Linked DNA regions of Homo sapiens: region 2 is linked to region 1. Evidence: read pairs that join two places in POLR2A ChIA-PET (ENCODE). Cell type or tissue: OCI-LY7. All regions are shown on one strand. Links, peaks and the distances in the headings refer to the core of each region. The heading gives the core; the rest is flanking DNA.

Region 1 (8,340 bases), core at 63-8,062:
CCCTCCTCTAGTGTGATTCCCATCTGTCTTGCTGCAGTTCTAGGATTTTTCCTCTTGTTTGGCCCTCCTTGTCACTGGTTGAGTAAATACTGTGAGCGCACTTGATGGTGGGTGTAGCAGACTCCTCCTCCTTTTATTCCTATCTTGAAGTCAGAGAGTCAGCCCTACAGGGGAGAATGGGAATGAGACCTCTCGGCCTCTCCCCTTGCGCCCTCCTGCCCCTTGTTTGACCCTTTTATTTTCCCCACTCTGAAGACTGTGGAGTCACAGCCAGCAACCAAATCCCTTTTGAGCTCCTCAGCCTCCTGATCTGGGCTCTGTCTGAGCCTGCTGCTGCTGCCGTAACACACTGCTGAGGTGCAGAACTAATTTAGTGACAGCGGAGCCCTCTCCTCTGCTGCCTGACAGAGAACTCAGGGCTCTCAGAGCACACCCAGCTGATGCGGCCTCAGGCTCTCATTCTTCAGAGATGCCACCTTAGGCAAGTCACTTGACCTCAGTTTCCCCATCTGTAAAAGGAGGTGGCACCTGCCTACCTTAGAGGTACTTGTGAGAATCAAACCTGACGATGTTTATTAAAGAGCTTAGTAAAGCCCTTAAGTATAGCACAGAAATAAGTAATTATCTTCCACCATCACCAGCCAACTGGCCTCAAAAACTCAGCTCAGAACTTCCCCCACTCCACCCTGCTTCCTTGGATTTATCCCTCTGAACTCGGATCATTTTTGCCCTCTGGAGTTGGTTTGCAGCCTTGAGATTTTTGCATTTGCTGCCATGTTGCTGGGTCACGTTTGTGTACAACTTTCTGTTTTCCAGAGTAGACTGTCATCTCCACAAGGACAGAAACTGTATCTTGTATGATCTTCCCCATTGCCACACAGCATCACATTTAGGATTCTATACAGACAGAAGAATGAGCAAACATTCATTGTGACCAAGCAAGGTGGCTCCCATGCCTGTAATCCCAGCACTTTGGGAAGCTGAAGAGGATCGCTTAAGGTCAGGAGTTCAAGACAGCCTGGGAGACACAGTGAGTCTTTGTCTCCACAAAAAAATTTAAAAAATTAGTCAGGCATAGTGGCACACACTTGTGGTCCCAGCTACTTGGGAGCCTGAGGCAGGAGAATCACTTGAGGTAGAGACTGCAGTGAACTGTGATTGCACCATTGCACTCCAGCCTGGGCAAAAGAGCAAGACCCTTTTTCAAAGAAGAAGAAGAAAAAGCTTTCTGCATTAAAAAAAAAAAAAAAGAGGCTCAGAAGTTAAATGACTTACTCACAGGCATAAGGTTACTAGATCGATCCTAGCACTGAGCCTGACTTGTAACTGTTATTTCCTTAAATGGTCATCGAATGAGAAATGAATGACTGCATGCATGGTAAATGGCATTGGGTCTGTCTGGTTCCAGAGCCCACACTTTCTCCACTGTAGCACACAGCCCCTCAGTGATTTTAGCTGGGGAAAGATCTCCACGGGGGATGTGGAGCTGGCAGAGCTCTGTCGCCTCTGGCTGTCCCTCCCCAGTCTCAAACTCCACCCTGTAGTTAGCACCTCAGGCATCTGAGCTTGGGAGTAGAATCCCCGGTATTCACAGTGACATAATCACCTCCTCGCTCCAGGCTTTTCAGAAGCCAGTCCAGTTACCTTGGTGTCTTTGCTATTTAGAGATTTATTGGGAGGTTGTCTGGTTCTATCCTGAAACCCTCAGGGAGAAGGAGATAGCATTACCTTTTATGCCTCTGCCTCTCAGCCTTGACTGAGCTCCACCAAGCAGCCTAACCCCAATCCCAATCTGTCCTGTAATTTCTGTTTCTAAAATATGAACCATCATGGCATTTTGCTGCTGCCTCTAAAACATGGGAGGCTAAGAGACCCAGCTACTAGGGTCTTTGAGAGGAGATTGTGATGGGTTTCATTGGATTTCAGAACTGAAAAGGACCATTGTGTTCATTCGGCCTCACCTCTTACCTAGTGCCTGAAAGTCTCACAATGTCCCCATCATGCTTAATCTCTGCTTAAAGCCACTTGGGACTTGCCCCTTAGGGAAACTCCCTTAGACCTCTTCTTCCCTAACTTGAGCTCTGATCTGGCTCCCGAACTGTCTCCTCGGATGGAGGTTTGCCCTCCGAAGCCATTTCTTTTCAGCGTGGACTTTGCCTGCAGAAGAGCCAACACATTTCCATGGCAGGAATGGGTTCAGCATTTCACCACCTCTGCTTTCTGCTCAGCTAAATCTTTCTGCTTTGGAGGCACTTCTGGTCTCTTCTCTGACTTCCCGTAGGTCTGGGTGGGGAAGGGGAAGACTCAGGAGGAGGTTCAAATTGGGAGGAAAGATCCCTTTACAGAAGTGTTTCTGATGTTCATTTGTCAGGGGGATATTTCCTGAAGAAAGTGCCCTTGAAGGCCATGTTTGTTGTTTCAAAATCTTCCCTGCAGGGGCAACACTCAAACCTGAGGTCACCAGCTGTGTAGTGAAGGGCTCATTTGTCAGCAACTCCAAGGCTCTGCCATCTTGTGATGACAGTCAAGGTGGGGCATGGGTGACCTCCAGAACTAGAGGTCACAGTCATTCCTAAGCTTGGGATTTGACAGGGAAGAAGCAGCTGTCCAATTCTCCTTTCAGCGGTTTTAATTTCTTCCTCTGGTCAGGCACAGTGGCTCATGCCTGAAATCCCAGCACTTTGAGGGGCAGAGGTGGGAAGATTCCTTGAGTCCAGGAGTTTGAGGCCAGCCTGGGTAACATAGGGAGACCCCATCTCTTTAAAAAGAAAAAAAAAAACAAAGGCCAGGCGCGGTGGTTCACGCCTGTAATCCCAGCACTTTGGGAGGCCGAGGCGGGTGGATCACGAGGTCAGGAGATCAAGACCATCCTGGCTAACACGGTGAAACCCTGTCTCTACTAAAAACACAAAAAAGTAGCCAGGCGTGGTGGCGGGCACCTGTGGTCCCAGCTACTCCGGAGGCTGAGACAGGAGAATGGCGTGAACCCGGGAGGCGGAGCTTGCAGTGAGCCGAGATCGCGCCACTGCACTCCAGCCTGGGCAACAGAGCAAGACTCCGTCTCAAAAATAAAAAAATAAATAAAAAAAAATTTTAAAAGTCCTGTCCTCACAGAGTATCCCAAACTCAGAGAGCTGGGTGCAGGTTCTTTCTTCACCCTTTCCAAACTCTGTTCCATCTTACTTCTTTTCACCAGACCTTCCTAAGCATTTCAGTTAAGGAGGCTCCTGGGGCTGGTTCTCCTGTTCAGGTTCCTGATCTCTCCGTGACTCCAGTCGTTTGGATGGAAGTGGAGTGTTGCAGTCCACACAGGGGAACACCTGCCATGGTGATCTCTCATTCCTCTTTCTTTCTCCTTTCTTCATGTTATTTTATTCCTGCCCTTTAAAAATATTTTTATTGATTCTTTTCTATTTACAAAAGCAATTTTTGATGCAGATAGAAGACTTAAAGACTCAAAAAAGTTCTCTTAGCACCCCCTCAAAATTAAAGTCATTCTTCCACTCATAAAAAGGCAGTATCCGAGCTGGGTGTTGTGGCTCATGCAGATAATCCCAGCACTTTGGGAGGCCAAGGTGGGTGGATCACAAGGTCAGGAGTTCGAGACCAGCCTGACCAACATGGTGAAACCCCATCTCTACTAAAAATACAAAAATTATCCGGGCGGGTGGCGGGCGACTGTAATCCCAGCTACTCAGGAGGCTGAGGCAGGAGAATCACTTGAACCTGGGAGGTGGAGGTTGCATTTAGCTGAGATGGCACCACTGCATTCCAGCCTGGGTGACAGAGTGAGACTCCCTCTCAAAAACAAAACAGTATCCGGCCAGGCGTGGTGGCTCACGCCAGTAATCCCAGCACTTTGGGAGGCCAAGGAGGGTGGATCACCTGAGGTCGGGAGTTCGAGACCAGCCTGACCAACATGGAGAAACCCCGTCTCTACTAAAAATACAAAATTAGCTGAGCATGGTGGCGCATGCGTGTAATCCCAGCTACTAGGGAGACTGAGGCAGGAGAATCGCTTGAATCTGGGAGGTGGAGGTTGCGGTGAGTGGAGATTGCGCCACTACACTCCAGCCTGGGCAACAAGAGCAAAAACTCCATCTCAAAAAACAAACAAACAAAAAAACAGTATCCACATTGTGGTTATGTCTTTCCTTTCTTATAGTTTCCTCTCTTTAGATATATACCTAAACAACTTTTTATCTTGGAATCATTTTAGATTTATGGGAAAACTGCACAGATAATACTAAGTTCCCATATGCCCTTCAACCAGTTTCCCCTAATGTTAACATCTTACAATACCATATTACAATAATCAAAACTGCAAAATTGGCCGGGTGTGGTGGCTCACGCCTGTAATCCCAGCACTTTGGGAGGCCGAGGTGGGTGGATCGCTTGAGGCCAGGAGTTCGAGACCAGCCTGGCCAACATGGCAAAACCATGTCTACTAAAAATACAAAAATTAGCCAGGCATGGTGGTGCATGCCTGTAATCCTACTCGGGAGGCTGAGGCATTAGACTTGCTTGAATCTGGGAGGTGGAGGTTGCAGTGAGCCGAGAATACGCCACTGCACTCCAGCCTAGGTGACGACAGAGTGACACTCTGTCTCAAAAAACAAAAAATAAACAAAAAAACCTGAGAAATTGGCCAGACCTGATGGCTCACATCTGCAATCCTGGCACTTTGGGAGGCCAAGGCAGGAGGATCACTTGAGCCCAGGAGTGTGAAACCAGTCCTGGCAACATAATGAGGCTCTGTCTGTACAAAAAATGCACACCTATAGTCCCAGCTATTCAGGAGACTTGAGGTGGGAGGATCGCTTGGGCGTAGGAGGTCGAGGCTGCAGTGAGCCATGGTTGCGCCACGGCTCCAGCCACTGCACTCCAGCCTGGGCAACAGAGCAAGACCCTGTCTCAAAAACAAAAACAATACTGAGAAATTAGTACTGGCGGCACTATTTATTAAACTACAGACTTTATTCAGACTCCACCAGTTTTTCCACTAATGTCCCTTTTCTGTTCCAAGATCCAATCTTGTTGCCTTAGTATATATACAATTAAAAAAAATGTATATCCCACTGTACACCATTTTGTTGCTGGCTTTTTCCACTTAGTAGTATACCATAAGGCCGGGCATGGTGGCTTATGCCTGTAATCCCAGCACTTTGGGAGGCCGAGGCGGGCAGATCATTTGAGGTCAGGAGTTCGAGACCAGCCTGGCCAACATGGAGGAACTCCATCTCTACTAAAAATACAAAACCTAGCTGGACATACTCACTTGAACCCAGGAGGCAGAGGTTGCTGTGAGCCGAGATCGGCTGCTATTGTGCCAAGAGCGAGACTCTCTCTCAAAAAAAAATAATAAAATATCATAAACATTTCCCCAGGCTGTTAAAATTATTATTATTGGGCCAGGCGCGGTGGCTCACACCTGTAATCCCAGCACTTTGGGAGGCCGAGGCGGTCAGATCACGAGGTCAGGAGATCGAGACCATCCTGGCTAACAGGTGAAACCCCATCTCTACTAAAAATACAAAAAAAAAAAAAAAAAAAAAAGGTTAGCTGGGCGTGGTGGTTGGTGCCTGTAGTCCCAGTTACTCAGGAGGCTGAGGCAGGAGAATGGCGTGAACCCGGGAGGCGGAGCTTGCAGTAAGCCGAGATTGTGCCACTGCATTCCAGCCTGGGAGACAGAGCGAGACTACGTCTCAAAAAATATATATATTATTATTTTTCTTGAGATGGAGTCTCGCTCTCCATCTCAAGAAAAATTGAGTGCAGGCTAGAGTGCAGTGGCACTATCTTTGCTCACTTCAACCTCCGATTCCCAGGTTCAAGCGATTCTCCTGCCTCAGCCTCCCAAGTAGCTAGGATTACAGGCTCCCGCCACCACGTCTGGCTAATTTTTGTATTTTTAGTAGAGGTGGGGTTTCGCCATGTTGATCAGACTGGTCTCAATCTCCTGACCTCAAATGATCCACCCACCTCCGCCTCCCAAAGTGCTGGGATTACAGATGTGAGCCACCATGCCTAGCTTATTAAAATTATTCTATGCCATCATTTTTAATGGCAGTATAGTGTTCTATTGAGTGGATTTGCCATAAGTTGCTTAGCCAATGGCTTATTATTCTACATTTAAATTGTTTCTAATTTTTCACTATTATAAAGAATGATGAAATGAAAAACTCTTACATACTTCTGATATACACATCTCTGATTATTTTGCCACCAGAGAAATTCCAGAAATGGAATTGCTGTGTTCAGGGGGCTCATCCCTCCTTCCAAGTCCACAGCCAGGATTTGGCCTTGCTGCTGGCCCTTATGCCTGAAGAGACTGCTCACCCTCATCCTGAGGCAGACAGCACAGACATCTCAAAGTGGACCACCGGCCCTGGATGATGGAGATGGCAAGAGATGGGAACAGCAAGGGAGCTCCAGGTCCTTCATGACTTCTCAGGCTTCCGTGAGGCCAACCAGATGCAGCTGGGTATCTGGTCTCTGTGGAATGAGAAGGATGCTTGCTCTTAGCCCAAGGACAATGAGGAGGGGCTGTGTGTGGGGGTGGGGCAGAGACTGCTAATGCATTTTGCCAGCATCTTTGGTTTCTCCAATATCCAGCTAGACTATTAGCAGTTCCCCAAGGATGGCCTTGCTCCTCACATCATCCCCCATTTCCTATAAATGGGAAGTGGCTGGGGAGTAATGTGTGTGTGTGTGTGTGTGTGTGTGTGTGTGTGTGTGTGTGTGTGTGTGGTGGGGGAGGGAAGAGAGAGGAAGGGAAAGGGCAATGGTGGTTTTCCTACAGCGGACCTCATGGACAAGTGAGGCCCAGAGAAGTTGTTATTTGCCCAGAATGCCACAGCATCCTAGAGGGTAGTACGGGTTTTCTCTGAGGCTCTGAAGTCACTGGCCAGGCTTGCTGAGGGATTGCTGCCTCTGCCTTGTTTCTGGGGCCCAGAGACTGTTTTTTTCTGTGTAATCAGGGGCTGTGGGTGAAGTAACTGCCCTGAGGAATTGCCTCCGTTATGTTTTTTTTTGTTTTTTGTTTTGTTTTGTTTTGTTTTGATGGTGTCTTGCTCTGTCACCCAGGCTGGAGTGCAGTGGCATGATCTCAGCTCACTGCAACCTCCGCCTCCTAGGTTCAAGCCATTCTCCTGCCTCAGCCTCCCTGGTAGCTGGGATTACAGGTGCGCACCACCATAACCAGCTAATTTTTGTATTTTTAGTAGAGACAGAGTTTCACCATGTTGGCCAGGCTGGTCTCAAACTCCTGACCTCGTGATCTGCCCACCTTGGCCTCCCAAAGTGCTGGGATTACAGGCGTGAGCCACTGCACCTGGCCAATTGCCTCTGTTTTGTCTGAAAATGGTACCAGTCTCTTGGGTTGTGCTAAGGATTCAATGAGTTAATACACACAAAGTATTTAGAAACAGTGCCTGGCACAATTAGTAATGGTTAACTATTATTATTATTATTATTATTATTTTGAGACGGAGTCTCGTTCTGTCGCCCAGGCTGGAGTGCAGTGGCACCATCTCGGCTCACTGCAAGCTCCGCCTCCCGGGTTCGCGCCATTCTCCTGTCTCAGCCTCCGGAGTAGCTGGGACCACAGGTGCCTGCCACCACGCCTGGCTACTTTTTTGTGTTTTTAGTAGAGGCAGGGGTTCATCGTGTTAGCCAGGATGGTCTTGATCTCCTGACCTCGTGATCCGCCCGCCTCGGCCTCCCAAAGTGCTGGGATTACAGGCGTGAGCCACTGCGCCTGGCCAACTATTATTATTATAACATGAGGCTACATCAGCAGAAAGAGGGGGATTTTCAGAGCAGAGAGCCCTACTGTACCCTGTATTGGGTGGGGCCTGGCCAGTGCATCCACCTGGTTTAGTTGGGAAGGGGTGATTGGGTAGGGCCCAGGATCACCATGGGATCCAGGCTGTGTGCTCACTCCCCTGAGCTCTCCTTCCTCATCCCCCTGTCATAAGGCATAAAGCACAAGGGCCCCTGGAAAGAAGTGGTGGGAGGCAGGAGGAAGAGGGGGGCTCTTACTTGTCTGTGGTGCGACAACTCTCTCATGTTCCCAGTGTTCTTTCCCAAGCCTGCAAAATACCACCGTCCACTCTCTCCTGGCTCTGTAATTTTCCAGCTGACCTGAAATTTCCCCTGACTCCTGACCTCTTTCCTGGAGGAGAGGGGACACCAGCTCAGAGACCCTGGACTCCACCCTAGTCTCTCTGCTTGCCACGAGAGGGTATGCCAAAGACTTTGGAAAGCCATCTCCAGGAGGGTCCCCAGGTAGAGGTGTGTCTGCTCCAGGGAGGCAACGCTGAGACAGTTTTCAAGTTA
Region 2 (8,340 bases), core at 63-8,062, 72 kb after region 1:
GTATATCAAACAGTCCCATTTCTCCCTCAGTCAGAATTGATAATTTATCAACATTTTATATGTACATTTTTAAAAAAATGAATATTATCTCTTCACCAAGACGTTAGGAAAGTTCTTGCCATTCCTAATGGGTTTAGCCATTATTTTGCCCAAAACACTTAGATGTTATAACTTAAAGACTTTCTTGGAGTCAATTCATTTACTTATTCATGGTTGACTATCTCTGATTTTCTTATATTTTGTAATTTAACTTCTCATTCTTTTAGAAATGAAATGGTAGGGAAAAAGAGGAAAATTAAAAATCTCTCTGCTTTTTATTTTTTGCCAACGTTTAAAATTATTGAATAGAAAAAAAAGTTGAGAATTTTTCATATTTTTTTTCATTGCCACACATGAGCAGATAATTGAGTTATAGAGTCAGCTGAGACCTTAAGCAAAGTCATAGTGCTCCTGTAGCTTCAGCCTGGAATCTCCCTGTAGAGCTGGCCTCAGAATACTTGATGGGGAACCCTTTTCTAGGATGAGTGCTATTTATACCTTTCTGGATCTCTTTTTGAGGGTTTATGATTTGCTCCATAATTGAATTACACTCTGTAGTGCATATTGTCATTTACTTGAACTTTCTAAAACCTTCATTTGAGGTTAATTGTAAACCTGTGTACCTTAGGATATGAAGGAGGGTACAGGTTGTTCTTTGTTTCTACTCCATTGAGGTAAGTTGGAGAATGTTAATATTTAATATGTTAGGACAAAAGATTTTTGTTTCTAGTTTTTGTTATGACATCATATTCTTTCATGATAAACAGCCACTGCCTTTGTCCTGTGAGCCATTACAGAAGGCTGTTGTGTTTTGCCTCAGGTAATAGAGTAGGATAGAAAGTAAAAGTTGGGGTTGAGTAATAGGATGATAATGTGTTTTGTTTTCTTTCTCAGTTTCCTTCTGTACTGAACAGTCATGGGCCATTCACTCTGTCTGGGCTGGATGGACCTTCCACCCCTGGCCCATTTTCCCCAGACCTACAGAAGACATAACCTATGCACTTGTGGAATGAGAGAACCGAGGAACGAAGAAACAGACATTCAACATGATTGCATTTGAAGTGAGCAATTGATAGTTCTACAATGCTGATAATAGACTATTGTGATTTTTGCCATTCCCCATTGAAAACATCTTTTTAGGATTCTCTTTGAATAGGACTCAAGTTGGACTATATGTATAAAAATGCCTTAATTGGAGTCTAAACTCCACCTCCCTCTGTCTTTTCCTTTTCTTTTTCTTTCCTTCCTTCCTTTTCTTTTCTCCTTTAAAAATATTTTGAGCTTTGTGCTGAAGAAGTTTTTGGTGGGCTTTAGTGACTGTGCTTTGCAAAAGCAATTAAGAACAAAGTTACTCCTTCTGGCTATTGGGACCCTTTGGCCAGGAAAAATTATGCTTAGAATCTATTATTTAAAGAAATATTTGTGAAATGAATTGGCATCTTTAGGACTAAGTGTGCTCTGTTGAATGACTTAAAGTGAGCTGTTCCTAAGCAGTGGAAGAAGAAGAATCATTCCTATTCATACAAAGTAAGATTGGAGCAGTCATACTGGGGAGATTGTTTTGTGTGAACTATAACGTGTAAGCAACTCCATGAAAAGGCATCTTGTTTACCTTTATTCAGGGTGGATCTCTTAGCCATATGTATGATCCTGTCTGAACCTGTCAACAGAGCATGGAGCTAGTCTATTTCACTATAGAAAGATTTTTAGACCTGGGGTTTAAGACAGTTTTTGGAACACCTAGTAAGAATATGGGACCTCACATCTAGCACAGAAATGCTCTTTGCCCTCTGGGTGGTATGATTATATGCCCATGGAATACAGCATGGGAAATGATCACTTTTAGGAGGATGAACTTGGATTTTGAATATTTGAAACATCTCTGAGTAAAAGATTCGATCAGATAACTTGAAACAACATGTAGTGGTTTTCTCAATTAGAAGATAACCAAGTGAAGGACCTGTCTTTTTCCTGTTCATTTTACCTCATTTTCTACTATACATTTATCACCTTTCCTTTATGTTTAAGGTTGTTAGAGGTTATGATAGTTTTAAAGATGCAGTTAGGAAGGTAGAATTCAAAGTGAAGCCTCCCCAGTCAGGAGCGAAGATGTGCTTATTTCCTTTTTTTTTTTTTTTTTTTTTTTTTGAGACAGAGTCTTGCTCTATCACCCAGGCTGGAGTGCAGTGGCGCGATCTCAGCTCACTGTAAGCTCCGCCTCCCGGGTTCAAGCAATTCTCCTGCCTCAGCCTCCTGAGTAGCTGGGACTACAGGCATGCGCCACTACGCCTGGCTAATTTTTGTATTTTTAGTAGAGACGGGGTTTCACCATGTTGGCCAGGATGGTCTTGATCTCTTGACCTTGTGATCCGCCCACCTCAGCCTCCCAAAGGCGCAGGCTCAGATGTGCTTATTTCTTTCAACTTTTTTTTTTTAAATGGGGAAGAGCAGAGTTCATTTGGGAATGCTTATACATAGGGATTGGATTGTTCATATTAGTAGTAAAAAATGTAGGCCTTATTCTCTACATTACCAAATTTTTAAAATATTACTATATGGTAATCAATGCCAGGTACAGATTTGTTGGTTCCCCAAACTGAATTGATATCAGTATCACAGTGGAGTCTTTTGAAAATTAAAGTCCAGGATTAAATTATATGTTGTCACCATTCACCACCACTACCACCCTCCCCCACCAATCTCTCCCACCGGTTAAACTCGTCTTCTAATCCTGTAGAATCACATGAACTAAATGAAGAAGTAAGAACTTGAAGGCTCAGACTGACACTGTTACAAACTAGCATCTTCAGATGCATGGTATTTACTTTAAATGTGCTTATATACAGTGTAGAGAAGCTCTTGTATAAGAAGACATCTATGCTAGCTAACTTAGTAGTAGTAGAGGGAACATATTCAGTGAGCTGCCTTTATATCTGTAGTGTCGGAGACTTGTTACTGGTTCATTTGTGGTTATCAGTTGAAGGTTCTGTTCCTGAGATGTGCAATAGTAGTGTTGAAAGGTATTGTTTAATAGTGATGGGGAACAGACATATTGGACTTTTTTTTCCATATTAAATTATTTAGTTTGCATGCCTGTTTGAAATTGGACCTCTCAGCAGCACTTTGAAATAGTTTTAATTAGGTTAACATTTTGTACATTAAATAAGTAGATATAGATGGTTGATTTAACTAGATGTGTTAAATTTTGAAAGCACAAAGGTATTTTATCTTTTTGAATTAAAGGAGAAAAGCCATTGATTTGTTTTCACAGACAGTATTTTTAATAATTAACTGTCTCAGCACAGAGGTACCTTGGAACCAAGGGCACCATTGAAACTCAGTTGAAGCAACTTCCTAGTAAACCATTTTAGTGAGTCCTTTTTGCATAAATCTATAGCCTCTCAGAGGTGTGAGGCTGTCACAGATTGGTGATCTGCTATCTCTTTGAGATCAACTAATTTGGAGAAGTGTGTGTGTGCGTATCCTTTTTTAAGTCAAAGTTTACAACCTTACTGCAGGTGTATGAGGCAGACAGTTCTGTTTATAGACTACCTCCTTCCTGGAAAAGTCTCAGCTTCATATTCTGTTGAATATATGCAGAATTCTTAGTGTGAAAGGTGATGTACCACTTCAGATCAGTTTTCACTGGAGAGACTTGTAATTGGTAGCTGTAGCTCGTATCCATCCCTAGTCACTTTGCCAGGATGAATGCTGTTGGGCAGCAGTAGCCTAAGTTACGGAAGGGGAGCAGATTGAATGGGGTTTTGAGACATCTTCTCTGATACCTTAGCTTTCCTTCTGCTCTGGTCGCTATCCACTCAGTCGTGTGCTAGAAATGTTTAACAACCAGGATCTCTGGGGTGGGGGTGGGGGGGAGCGCTGAATTTGTAGCATTTGCTGCAAATATAAATTATAAATAAAATTCTAATATAAATTAGAATTTTATATCAAATTCTTTGATATAAATTAGTTACTCCTCCTGTGGCTGATTTCAAGCTACCACCTTAGAGTTCAGAAAGGATGTGCACAGTTGGCTCAGAGCCAGTGCTGGCAAACCATTGCATTTACTCCACCCAAGAGTGGATTTTCACATAATTTCTAAAATAATTTTTTCTTATTTATATACTGACTTTTCAAAATACAAAATTAAAATATCATGTCTGACTTCAGTGATCTTTTTCTTTTTCTTTTTTTAGAAATGAGATCTTTCAGTAATCCTTTAATTTAATTTTTTAGAGATGGAGTCTTGGTGTGTTACCCAGGGTGGACTCAAACTCCCGGGCTCAAGTGATCCTCCTGCCTCAGCCTCCTGCATAGCTGGGCTACAGGCATGCACCACCACACCTGGCTTAGTAATCCTTCTTTATTAATGGTTTGTCACAGTACGTTTGTGATGTTATATTGCTCATGGCATACTTTATGTGTTCGAACAAAGGTGGAAATTTCCATTGATTTTTTTTTTTTTAAATGTATGCACAAACAATCTGGATTTTGAGGAGTACGGTCAGGAAAAAAAAAAAAGAATTAGAGGCCCTTGAAAGGTCAACCGTAAGCTTCTTAGAGTTAAAATATGAGTTTAATTTTTTCCCACATTTTGACAGTTGAAATTTTGATAGGGACAGTAAACCTATGAGCCTCTATTAGGCTACTGGATTTTTTTTAACTGGAAAATTCCTTGAAGATTTACATACTATATTACAGATTTTAAAAGTCAAGACTGACTTAAGTAAATCAGAGGTTTGGAATTCTGGAGCTGTAACTCCAGGCTGTTGATAGTATCACTTCAGTTCCATTCACCCCTGCATTGTGTGACGTCCAGTCTGACAACATTGTTTCATCCTGATCTGACTTTCTACTATGATTCTTAAGTTCTTAAAGGTGTCCTTTTATGTTTTTGGTGAATGTAAGCACATTTAGAGCCACTCAGTACCACTTCTCAATACCTCTGAAGCAGTGGTTCAGAAAAGGAGTGTCCAGCCTTTTTGAACACACAAATTGATCAGTAAGAGTTATTGAACATAAAAACTTTCCCTATTAAAAATTCATATGGGTATATGTTAAATTATATACCGCTATACCAAAGTAATATGTGTGTTATAAAAAAATACACAAAAATTGAAGTGAAGGATGGCATAAAAAGTAATTCTTGAGTAGCAGTTATAGTATTTTCTTCCCACACCCCAGTTGGTTGTCTTGTGCACCCTCCAGAAGCACACGCTTTTCCTAAAGACTGCTGACTCAGGATATTCTCATTCTAATCTCCAAACATATATGATGCTCTCTTATGATATATGGAGAAATCCTAGAGATTTGGAGTTTTTCAGGAGAGCTTATTGTCAACTTTTGAAATTTCACATTAATTCTTTTTGATAAATTCCCAAATAATAATCCATTACCACATGTTTTCCACAGCTTTATTCCTATTACTTTCGTCAGCCTGTTGTCTCTTATCTTCATGTTAGGTATGACTCTATTTTTATTTTACTAGTCTGCTCACAGACTTCTTTGGGACTTATGTTATATTTTACCAACAAATTTAGAATTATTTCAAGTTGCTTTATGTTAAAATATATAACAAGTTACATTTTCTTGCTGCATTAATAAGTTTTTGATTTTTAAAATCTGATATTTCAGCAACTAAAGGAATACTTTTCTTTATAGGTCTGTTCTGTTTTTAACCTCATTGACTGTATATGTTTTATTTACCCGTGCCAGGAGTCTAGAATCGTGCTTAGGTGCCATTCTTAGGTATGAAAACAAGTTTGGAGACCAATGCAGGTCTCTGTGCAGAAATCTGGGGCTCTAAATGAATTACCAAACCAATAGGAAAGTTAAAATACTACTCATGATGTAGTGTGTCATCTGAAGCTATGATAGAATATATTATTTCTAAAATAGTATTGAGAAGTTAATTGTTCAGTCCATAGTAGTGTAAGTGAAGTGTGGAGGTCAGCCATAGTTGTCTTTCTTCAGCAGGTACTCTAACCAGAGACTGGGTTCTGTGGAAAATAGAATTATATTCTTGGTTTGGGATCAACAAATGTTTTGTTATTGTTTTAATGTTGCTGGCATTGCCTGAAACAAAGTGCCCTGTTATTCCTCTTATGTCATCAGAACTCTGCTTACTGAAGTTGAAGTTTAATCTTAGGATCTAGAATTCTTGTGGTTGGTCGTGTATTAAGAAAAGAAGGTGGTTTGATTTTATTTCTTGTACTTGGTGGAACCTGTTACTATACAAGTCATGTTTTGACCTGTAAGCCGAGCAAATCTGAAAGGTGAATCGTTAATGGTAGTATAATTGTTTCATTTGAAACTGTCAGTTTCTTCAAGTCACTTCTCTGAAAAAAATTATGATAGATTGATAGCCTGCCAGAAAATAGCAATTTCTAAGGTGCTGCCATCCACACTTACTTATTGTGAAATATGAAAATCCAGAGTGGTTTGTATGAGAGGGGAAATACTGGCTCTAAGCTTTCTACAGAAAACAGGAAATTCATGCTGTTGTTGACATAATTTTAAAGGAAACTTTTAACAAGAAAATTCATGAGGGATACAATCAAACATAGTTAATCTCTTGAGTGCTAATCATTTGAGTATAGTCCACATCAGGAAGTTTTATGAGGTTGAAAACTTTACTTTGAAATATTTAATTGGGAGACTAGACCATTTCTTTTTCCAAGTCATTCTGATTTATTGTCCTAGTAAATGTATGTGTATGCATATATACTGATGTATTGACTGAATGTGTGTGTGTGTGTGTGTGCGCGTGTAAATCTGTTTTCATAGGGAACATACATTGATGGCTCCTAGTCTATTTTATACTAAAACTTAAAAAAATTTGCTGCACTTTGCAGTTGCCACTTTTTAAAAGATTAATGCTTTGCACATTTCAGTAGGCCTTAAAGATGAATTGCTCACCAACATTTTAGAAATACACTGCTTACATGTGACATACTCTAAACAAAGTCATAGTAAACTGTTCTCTTAGGTTCATGTATTATTGAGCAAATAAGGATGTCCTTTCTTAAAATTTCTACATTTATGTTTGCTTTTGTGTAAAATCTTTATTAGTTTGTAAGTTTCTCAAAGAGGAGGTTTATACTGGAAGCAGTATTTCTAAAGTACAGAGATTCGACCATGGATTGAATACAGTAGTGGAGGAATGCTGGTATTGTGGCCTAATTTATCCTTTTAAACTGTATGTCATTAGTATTAGCCAAAACCTCAGAGTGGAGTGTCTTGGGCTGAATGATCTTCTCAACTTTGCCTTGTTTCCCATCTCATAAAGGCTCCTTCTGGTTCTTTTCCCTTCCAAGGATTGTGAGTCATGCTCACATAGGCCTGGGATCTTCTGGATGGGGTCGGGGAGGAGGTGGGGGTTTCCTGTGGCTGGCCCAGAGTTCTAGCCAATGGAATCATTCAAGAATGCCTAAAGTTCAGGGGTGGGAATGCCATATATTGGTGTTAATCACTTGGCACTTTCTTGGGCACCAATATTAGCACTGTTTCATTTTTAATAACTGGAAGCACTTAATGATTATTTTGTTTGTTTAATTTCAACTTAAGGATATTGAGGGTCAGAGAAGTAAGGTTTATTTCTTGTTTATGTTTTCTGGAATTTATAGGGTGTTTGTAGAAGGGATAAATGGGTTACCTAATGAGCCATTCTTCTAGGCTCTGTAAGGTATGCCCTTTTGGCTAGGATATTTTAAAATAATTTGCAAGCTTTTAATATTGTGCTTTGTAGAAATTTACGATTTTTAAAAATAATTTGCAATTGATAGATTACACTTAAATTTATAAAGTATCCAATTTTAAGTTTCTTTTCTGTTTGGTCATTGTTGCTTATTGTCTATTGTGTAGGGGACACAATCCTGACATTTCATTGTTTTGTTACTTGGGGCAGTATTAACCAGTGGCCTTTGTATGTACATTCATTGCTTACATTTATTGTTTAAGTGGTAGAGTAGCATTTTTATGAACTTCCCTGTTCAGTATTAGTGAAATTGACAGATGCGTATATGTAAAGATAGAAAAGAAACGAATACAATTAATTTTTTATTCCTTGAGGCCTATTTATTTGTTTTGGCCCTGGATCTTTTCTAATCACAATTATATTTCTTTATTTTTGCCTTTGAGCAGTTTCATTTATCTTTGTGGGCAGGGAAGATTAAATATGAAATTCAGTCCAGTCATTTTGCTACTGGTTAGCTTTAGTTTGAGGCAAGTAAAAATTTTTGATTAAAATTAGTTTCTTAAAATTATGCCCTTGCTTTACCAAATAATCAAATTGGCTAAAAA

What was found. Peaks named below come from ENCODE experiments on the same cell type or tissue, not always from the same donor. Only the 100,000 strongest peaks of a DNase experiment are listed, where the experiment ranks them.
Region 2: POLR2A ChIA-PET joins it to region 1 with 18 read pairs; 5 of 35 experiments call an interaction of 5 or more read pairs at or near these places.

Annotation. Positions count from the first base shown.
Region 1 is chr1:205,681,575-205,689,914 of GRCh38, reverse strand. It overlaps LOC105371701 (a long non-coding RNA gene), which reads right to left. Exons shown (of 4, transcript XR_007066825.1): 2 at 6,340-6,495; 3 at 1-164. Among named protein-coding and RNA genes, the nearest start is that of SLC45A3, 5.2 kb to the right of the region's middle. RefSeq lists an enhancer at 612-1,568. In OCI-LY7, for the core only: no CTCF peak of the experiment used is centred there; no DNase peak of the experiment used is centred there.
Region 2 is chr1:205,609,238-205,617,577 of GRCh38, reverse strand. ELK4 (ETS transcription factor ELK4) reads left to right here. Exons shown (of 5, transcript NM_001973.4): 5 at 934-8,340. The coding sequence ends at 1,032. Among named protein-coding and RNA genes, the nearest start is that of ELK4, 19 kb to the left of the region's middle. In OCI-LY7, for the core only: no CTCF peak of the experiment used is centred there; no DNase peak of the experiment used is centred there; H3K27ac peaks cover 1,247 bases.